Linked DNA regions of Homo sapiens: region 2 is linked to region 1. The links are chromatin contacts, found by Hi-C or POLR2A ChIA-PET in ENCODE. All regions are on one chromosome and are shown on one strand. The core of a region is the stretch at or near the end of the contact, and the rest is flanking DNA. Distances in the headings are between cores, read along the strand shown. Region 1 overlaps PUDP (pseudouridine 5'-phosphatase). Region 2 overlaps WWC3 (WWC family member 3).

Region 1 (3,140 bases), core at 345-2,844:
AACTAATTTCAATGACCTATTATCTAAGAAATGTCCTCTCAGACCCGAAAACAGAAGTCAGGTAGAAGCAATGTTACAAGCCAAGCACAAATTCCTAGCAGTATGAGAAGGGAGAAGACACGGTGATGAGAACATCAAATGATGAGAAGTGCAATCATCTGTTCTTCAACAAATGTTGCAAGTTGTTAACACGCTGTGAGCACTACCGCGCTTTTCCCTACAACCACTAACGTATTTTGTGCTTTATATATACAGGATAGAAACTTCCACAGCACCGTGCTGTCACTGTTTCACCTTTACAAATGAGCCTGCATGTAAATGCTAGTGCTTTCTCGTGTTTAGGAATTTAAAGGACTGAAATGAATAATTAAGCATAAAATTAAGAGTCTCAGTAATATTGCCTCAAATGAGAAGCTTGCTCTAGTGGGCTTAGAAAAAAGTATTTAAGTATTTGATATATCGCTTCCTGTAGCTGTAAGCTATCATTTTTGAACTGTAGAGAAAAAATAATAAATATGATTGCTTAAAATAGAGATCTGTAAAGATAATTGAGTGATCATCTGCAAAGTAAAACTCTTGATTAGCATGTGGCATAATTCACAGGCATTAGCAATTCTATTTAATAGGTATGGGAATTGGTCTAAGAATTTTTTTCTCATCCATATTTAAATTTAAAAAATCACTTAAAAAATGAACTGGTTCAAAAGGTGTTGCTAGACCATACCTATCTGTATGAAAACATATCTGTATTGGGGAAAAATATTGATCCCTAGGATCATAAACCTCTGTAAAGAAAACAGGAGAAAAATTCTTGGAGGCTTGGATTATGTGAAGGTTTTATACATAGAACGCAAAGAGCAAGGGTCGTACGAGAACATATGGATAAAGGGGCTTTCTTCAAAATTAAAAGGCACATACACATAAGAAAGCAAAAGGCAAGCTACAGACTGAGGGAAAATATTTACAATACATACATACACACATGCACACACAGACACCCAAAGGACTCGTATCCAGAATACGTAAGGAACTGAACTTTACAACTCAGTGATGACGCAATCTGCAGTAGAGAGAATAATTGTCCCCCAAAGATGTCCAAGTCCTAATTCCCAGAACCTGTGAATGTTAAATTCCATGGCAACAGGGAATTTGCAAAAGTAATTAAGAATCTTGAGGTGGGGAGGTGACCCTGGATTATCCAGGTGGACTCAATATAATCACAAGGTCCTTATAAGAGGCGGCCAGGAGGGAGAGAGAGAAGGTATGAAGAGGAGCGGTAGTCAGAGCCCAGGAATGGCGGCCACTCTAGGAGCTGGAGAGGCAAGGAAACAGCCAATACCCCACAGCCTCCAGAAAGGAACACAGCCCTGCCAATACCTTGATTTTACCAACTGAGACCAATTCTGGTGTCCAGAACTGTAAGACAATACATTTGTGTTGTTTTAAGCCACTGTTTGTGACAACTGGTTACAGCAGTAATAAAAGGCTAACATAGCAACTCTTTGGGCAGTTTCTTTAAAAGTTAACTATAAATTTACCATACAATCCTCAGGAAGGAATCAGTCCAGTCCTACATGTTTACTCAAGAAAGAAAAGCCTATGTTTACACAAAGACTTAGGCACAGATATTTATGGCAGTTTCATTTGTAACAGCTAAAAACTGGAAAGAAGCCAAGACTGTCAATAGGTCAATGGATATTCAGCCTGTGGTGCAGCCACACAACTGAATAAAAGGCATAAAAACTACTGGTACACACAATGACATGAGTTCCCAAAATTATGCTCAATGAGAGAAGCCAGATTAAAAAAAGAACATATACTGTGTGGTTCTATATACAATTCTAGGAAATCTTTAATTTCAGAAGCAGACCAGTGGTTCCTTTGGCATGGGGTCAGAGAGAGGCAGGGGTTGCAGTGGGCACGTGAAACTTCTGGGAGTTGTGGGAAGATTTGTCATCTGGGTGTGGGAACTGTGTCACGGTAACTGCATGCCAAAACTGGTCACACAGTATACTTTATGTGCAGTTTATTGTACTCCAATTAAACCTCCATAAAGTTGTTTTAAAAAGAAAAACTTATTAGGTTGGGAAAAAATGAACAGTTACAATGTTAATAGAAGTAGCCCTGAATGACAAAAAATACCCACCGACCATCACAACACTCATAAATGACCCCTGGAATCCAATGTGAGGAAATCTTCCTGGGACTTCTCAACTCCCCTTCATAAAATGTGCTTTCTTTATTGATGGAATCCCTGAAGGGGACCCTCTGTTGAGCCTTCTTAGGGAGGAGGGGATGCCCATGTTTTGGGGCTCTTGTCCCCAGTGCCATCCTTTCTGGGGCACTGGTGAGCGCACAAAGTATGGCGCCATTCCTTCCCTGGAGCTTCAGGGTGCCTTCCCTCCACGCCCACACACTGCAGGCTAAAAGCAGGTCCCACTACTGTTTTAACTTTAATTATGGTGGAGGTGGGATTGAAGGGATAATTTAAGAGCAAGGTACCCTAGTTGACAGAAGGTGACAGCCTGTCCCAAACACAGAGAACAAGGAGGCTCCCAGAGAGAAAAGATCCACAGGTAGGTGGCCAAAGGGTACAGGCATATAGGGAGGAGCCTGGGGTCAGTGTGAGGGCTTTCTAACTAGCATGCAGTGTGCCAGGGAACCCCCTGCGACCATAAGGAGGGTGGGTCCCTAGCTTGGGAGAATAAATAACTGTTGATTTGGATTTATAAATTCAGGAGAGCTCTACCATATCTTTAAGTTGAGCTATCCAACAGAGAGAGTCTTAAATCCTGTAGATATTGGGGTTAAAGAATATGTTAGCTGGGGGCTGTGGCTCATGCCTGTAATCCCAGGCACCTGGGAAGCTGTGGCAAGGAGGATTGCTTGAGACCAAGAGTTCGAGACCAGCCTGGACAATACAGCGAGACCCTGTCTCTACAAAAAACATTTAAAAATTAGCTGGGTGTGGTAGCATGTGCCTCTGGTCCCAGCTACTCGGGGAGCTGAGGTAAGAGAATCGGTTGAGCCCAGGAGTTCGAGGCTACAGTCAGCTATGGTTGCACCACTGCACTGCACTCTATCTAGCCTGTGCAACAGAGTAAGACCCTGTCTCAAAAAAAAAAACCCATATATGTGTG
Region 2 (3,213 bases), core at 377-2,876, 3.0 Mb after region 1:
GCCAGATTGCTTGAGCCCATGAGTTGAAGACCAGTCTGGGCAACATGGCTGGGCAACCACCTGGGCGTGGTGGCTCATGCCTGTAGTCCCAGCTACTTGGGAGGCTGAGGCAGGAGGATCGCTTGAGCCCAAGGGGTTGAGGCTGCAGTGAGCTGTGATTGTGCCACTGCACTCTAGTCTGAGCAATAGTGCGAGACCCTGTCTCAAAAAAAGAAACCATGAACAATTGTCATTCTGGTTGGAGAATGCTCAGTCCCTTGTAAGGCACTTTTTCATCTTGCCATTCAAGGCAATAAATTTGCGAAGACATTTTTCATCAACATAGATCAAAACTCGTGTCGATAAATTCACTGCTAATCATTCAAGTTGAATATTTTCAGATACTTGTTGATGGGAAGTTATTTCAAAAATGTAAAGACTTGGTGGCCATAATATGTGATCTAGTAAGGTCAGATCAACAGATGGAGCTGATTTATTGAAACTGGAGTTGTGTGAATATTTGCAGGAATGAGGAATTAACCAAAATGTACTACAGTTACTTCCTGTACATGTCTTTTTTTGTTTTGTGTAGGATTTTATTGTCATCAATGTAACTGGTACAAAAATATTTAAGTATATCTACTCGTCACAGAGCACCGCATTTAGGCTAACTCTATATTGGTACTCCCCGAGCTCTGGCTTTTTGAGACCTTGCTTGCTTTCCTTTTGCCCTTGGTTCTTTTTTTTTTTTTTTTTTTGAGACGGAGTCTTGCTCTGTCGCCCAGGCTGAAGTGCAGTGGCTCAGTCTCGGCTCACTGCAAGCTCCGCCTCCTGGGTTCATGCCATTCTCCTGCCTCAGCCTCCCGAGTAGCTGCGACTACAGGCGCCTGCCACTACGCCCGACTAATTTTTTGTATTTTTAGTAGAGGCGGGGTTTCACCGTGTTAGCCAGGATGGTCTCGATCTCCTGACCTCGTAATCCGCCCGCCTCAGACTCCCAAAGTGCTGGGATTACAGGCGTGAGCCACCGCGCCTGGCTTGCCCTTGGTTCTTTAACACACCTCGTGGCATCAGAAGGCGTCCACCAGCCCATCCGTCACACAGCTAGTCCAGCTTCCTCAGACCGTGGAGCTTCTGAGTAGAACATCATTATTTTACGTTTACTGAGGAATTAGAGAATGTACTGCACAAAATCGGGTGACTGGTTTTTGCCTTTGTATCAACTTTTACTAAGTAATTTCCTACTTCTTTTAAAACCTAATTTGTGGTTGTTGTTTGGAATTACAGAATAGATAGATATGCTGCTGCTGTAAAAAAAAACAAAAAACCCTACCAGTTTAGGCAAGCAAGAGTCTTCCCTTCCCCCTCCCCCCTCCCCAGCCAGGGGTGGCCGCAAAGGGTTATTCAGTGTTTCCTTCCAGACCTTGCACAGATTGAAAGTGAAAGAGATGAAGAATATTTCTCATTGCTGCCGAAAGTTTAAGTGAAGTTGCTATTTTGGAAATATGTTTTTAATATGCGTTTCCTTTCTTTTTTTCTCTCTTCTGTTCCGGAAAGTTTGTCTTTGATGATAAAACAAGACTTGTAGACCGAGTCAGACTTAATTGGCAATATGAAGAAGCCAGAAAGAGGTAAGAAGCACTTTTTTCCAACCTCGCCTTCTGCTTACTTACTTACTTTCTCCTGTGGAAGGAAGCGTGGCATAGTTCCTGTGTGTGATTGGTCACGTCTCATCGGAGAACAGCGTTTGATAGAATACCAAGTCAAGGATCTTCATTTACGTGTAGCTTAATACATACATATGACAACATTTCAAGTGCATTTAAAATGTGAAATTTGCAATATTACAAACAGTTATACAGACGTGATTCCATAAGAATAGAAACTTTTTTGGCTTTGTCATCCCCGGTGGTTCAGAACCTCTACCCCTCCTTCCCTTCCCTCCTTCCAATAGACGAGCATCAGTTCCAGAGGGTGTCATAAGTGAAACCACTTGATCTTTTATATGTGTGGCTTCTAACTCCATAAGCTAATGGGCAAAGCCATGTATCTTGGTTATAAGACATTCAATAAGCATTAGGTCAACAGGTGAGCAGTACCTAATTGATTTCATTCCATTTATGTTGTCCTGTGTCGTAAACCATTGGCCTCCTGCAAATTGCAGCTTGACCCACTTTGTGCACTTGTGTTTCTCTTTCCTCACTTCCCTCCCTCCCTTCCAGTCTTCATCCTCTGACATGCACAAAGCTGAGAGGCTTCCGAACCCTCGCATGGCATAGTATTTTAGGGCGTCACGTGTCTCCTCAGCTGTGCAGGGCTCCCGTTTTCAATATTCTTCTCCTCTCTGACTTTTGTATTCTCTTTTTAGGGACTTTCTCTAGTTTGTGCCTTCTGGAAAGAGTCTTAAAGCCAAATTATTTCCAAATAAGTGCTTCAGAAGAGTATCAAGCATATCTTTTTTAAAAAGTTACTTGAGTCACAAATGAAATATTGTCATGGGGGGCGGGGAGAGCAGAATAGCAGAATGTCGGGTGGGGTGAGGGAGTTCTTTCTGGAAGCTAAACAGTTAGGCCTGCTCAGCACACTGTACCATTCATGGACGTCTGGAAAGCTACTTTGTTGGCTTTTTAAAAAATGTAAAAATAGCAACAAAAGCACATCATATGATTCAGTGCTCCAGGGCCAACTTAAACGGACATGGGCCTTCTGTTTTCTAGGAGGTTTTCTAACCAGTGCCTCTTGGCTTTTTAGGATGGACTCGTGGTGGGCTTTAAATTTCCCCACAGAACAGTGCCAAGTTCATTTGGCAATACCAGTTGTCTGTGTGGTGATTCTTCATTATCATGCATATTCCTTCTCTGTAGCCTGCAAGAGTTTGTGAGGAGCGATTGTCTCTTCTGAGTATTCGTCTGCTCTTGCCTGTTTCTGGTGAAACTGCGGAGTGTGGGTGCTGGAATTTGCTACACTTAGGAACATGATTGTTACGTGTTTGGTTGTGACATTTACCAAACATAGCAAGTGATTTCTTTGTTTTCTAGAGATGGTGCCAGTATATGGTGAGTAACCTTCTAAATGTTGGGATAATACATTTGGGTGAAAAGTCGAGTATTTAAGAAAATTGTTCAAGGGGCAGGCATGGTACTTCATCAGTTCTTTTGAATAAAATACCATATTATTTCAAGATGGCCAGAACCTTGTTAGGAAACGCACCACAGCTACAGAGGAAGGTCCACC

What was found. A loop is a pair of places that touch in the nucleus more often than their neighbours do. ChIA-PET counts read pairs that join two places held with the same protein, here RNA polymerase II (POLR2A). Pooled maps may share reads with other maps.
Region 2: a loop to region 1 is called in a pooled map, with 2.2 times the contacts of the local background. The contact joins two enhancer-like sites. A Hi-C loop is called at or near these places in 1 of 37 single-sample maps with no recorded cell type and 1 of 50 pooled maps. POLR2A ChIA-PET finds 5 or more read pairs at or near these places in 1 of 52 experiments (activated T-cell).

The regions. Positions count from the first base shown.
Region 1 is chrX:7,119,082-7,122,221 of GRCh38, forward strand. The region is part of intron 1 of PUDP (pseudouridine 5'-phosphatase); the gene reads right to left. Among named protein-coding and RNA genes, the nearest start is that of STS, 27 kb to the right of the region's middle. Within about 2 kb of position 1,595, at least 5 of the 41 ENCODE cell types and tissues checked have a DNase peak (open chromatin) inside an H3K27ac peak, as active enhancers do.
Region 2 is chrX:10,096,970-10,100,182 of GRCh38, forward strand. It overlaps WWC3 (WWC family member 3), which reads left to right. Exons shown (of 24, transcript NM_015691.5): 9 at 1,537-1,610. Among named protein-coding and RNA genes, the nearest start is that of CLCN4, 58 kb to the right of the region's middle. RefSeq lists an enhancer at 1,415-1,464. Within about 2 kb of position 1,627, at least 12 of the 41 ENCODE cell types and tissues checked have a DNase peak (open chromatin) inside an H3K27ac peak, as active enhancers do.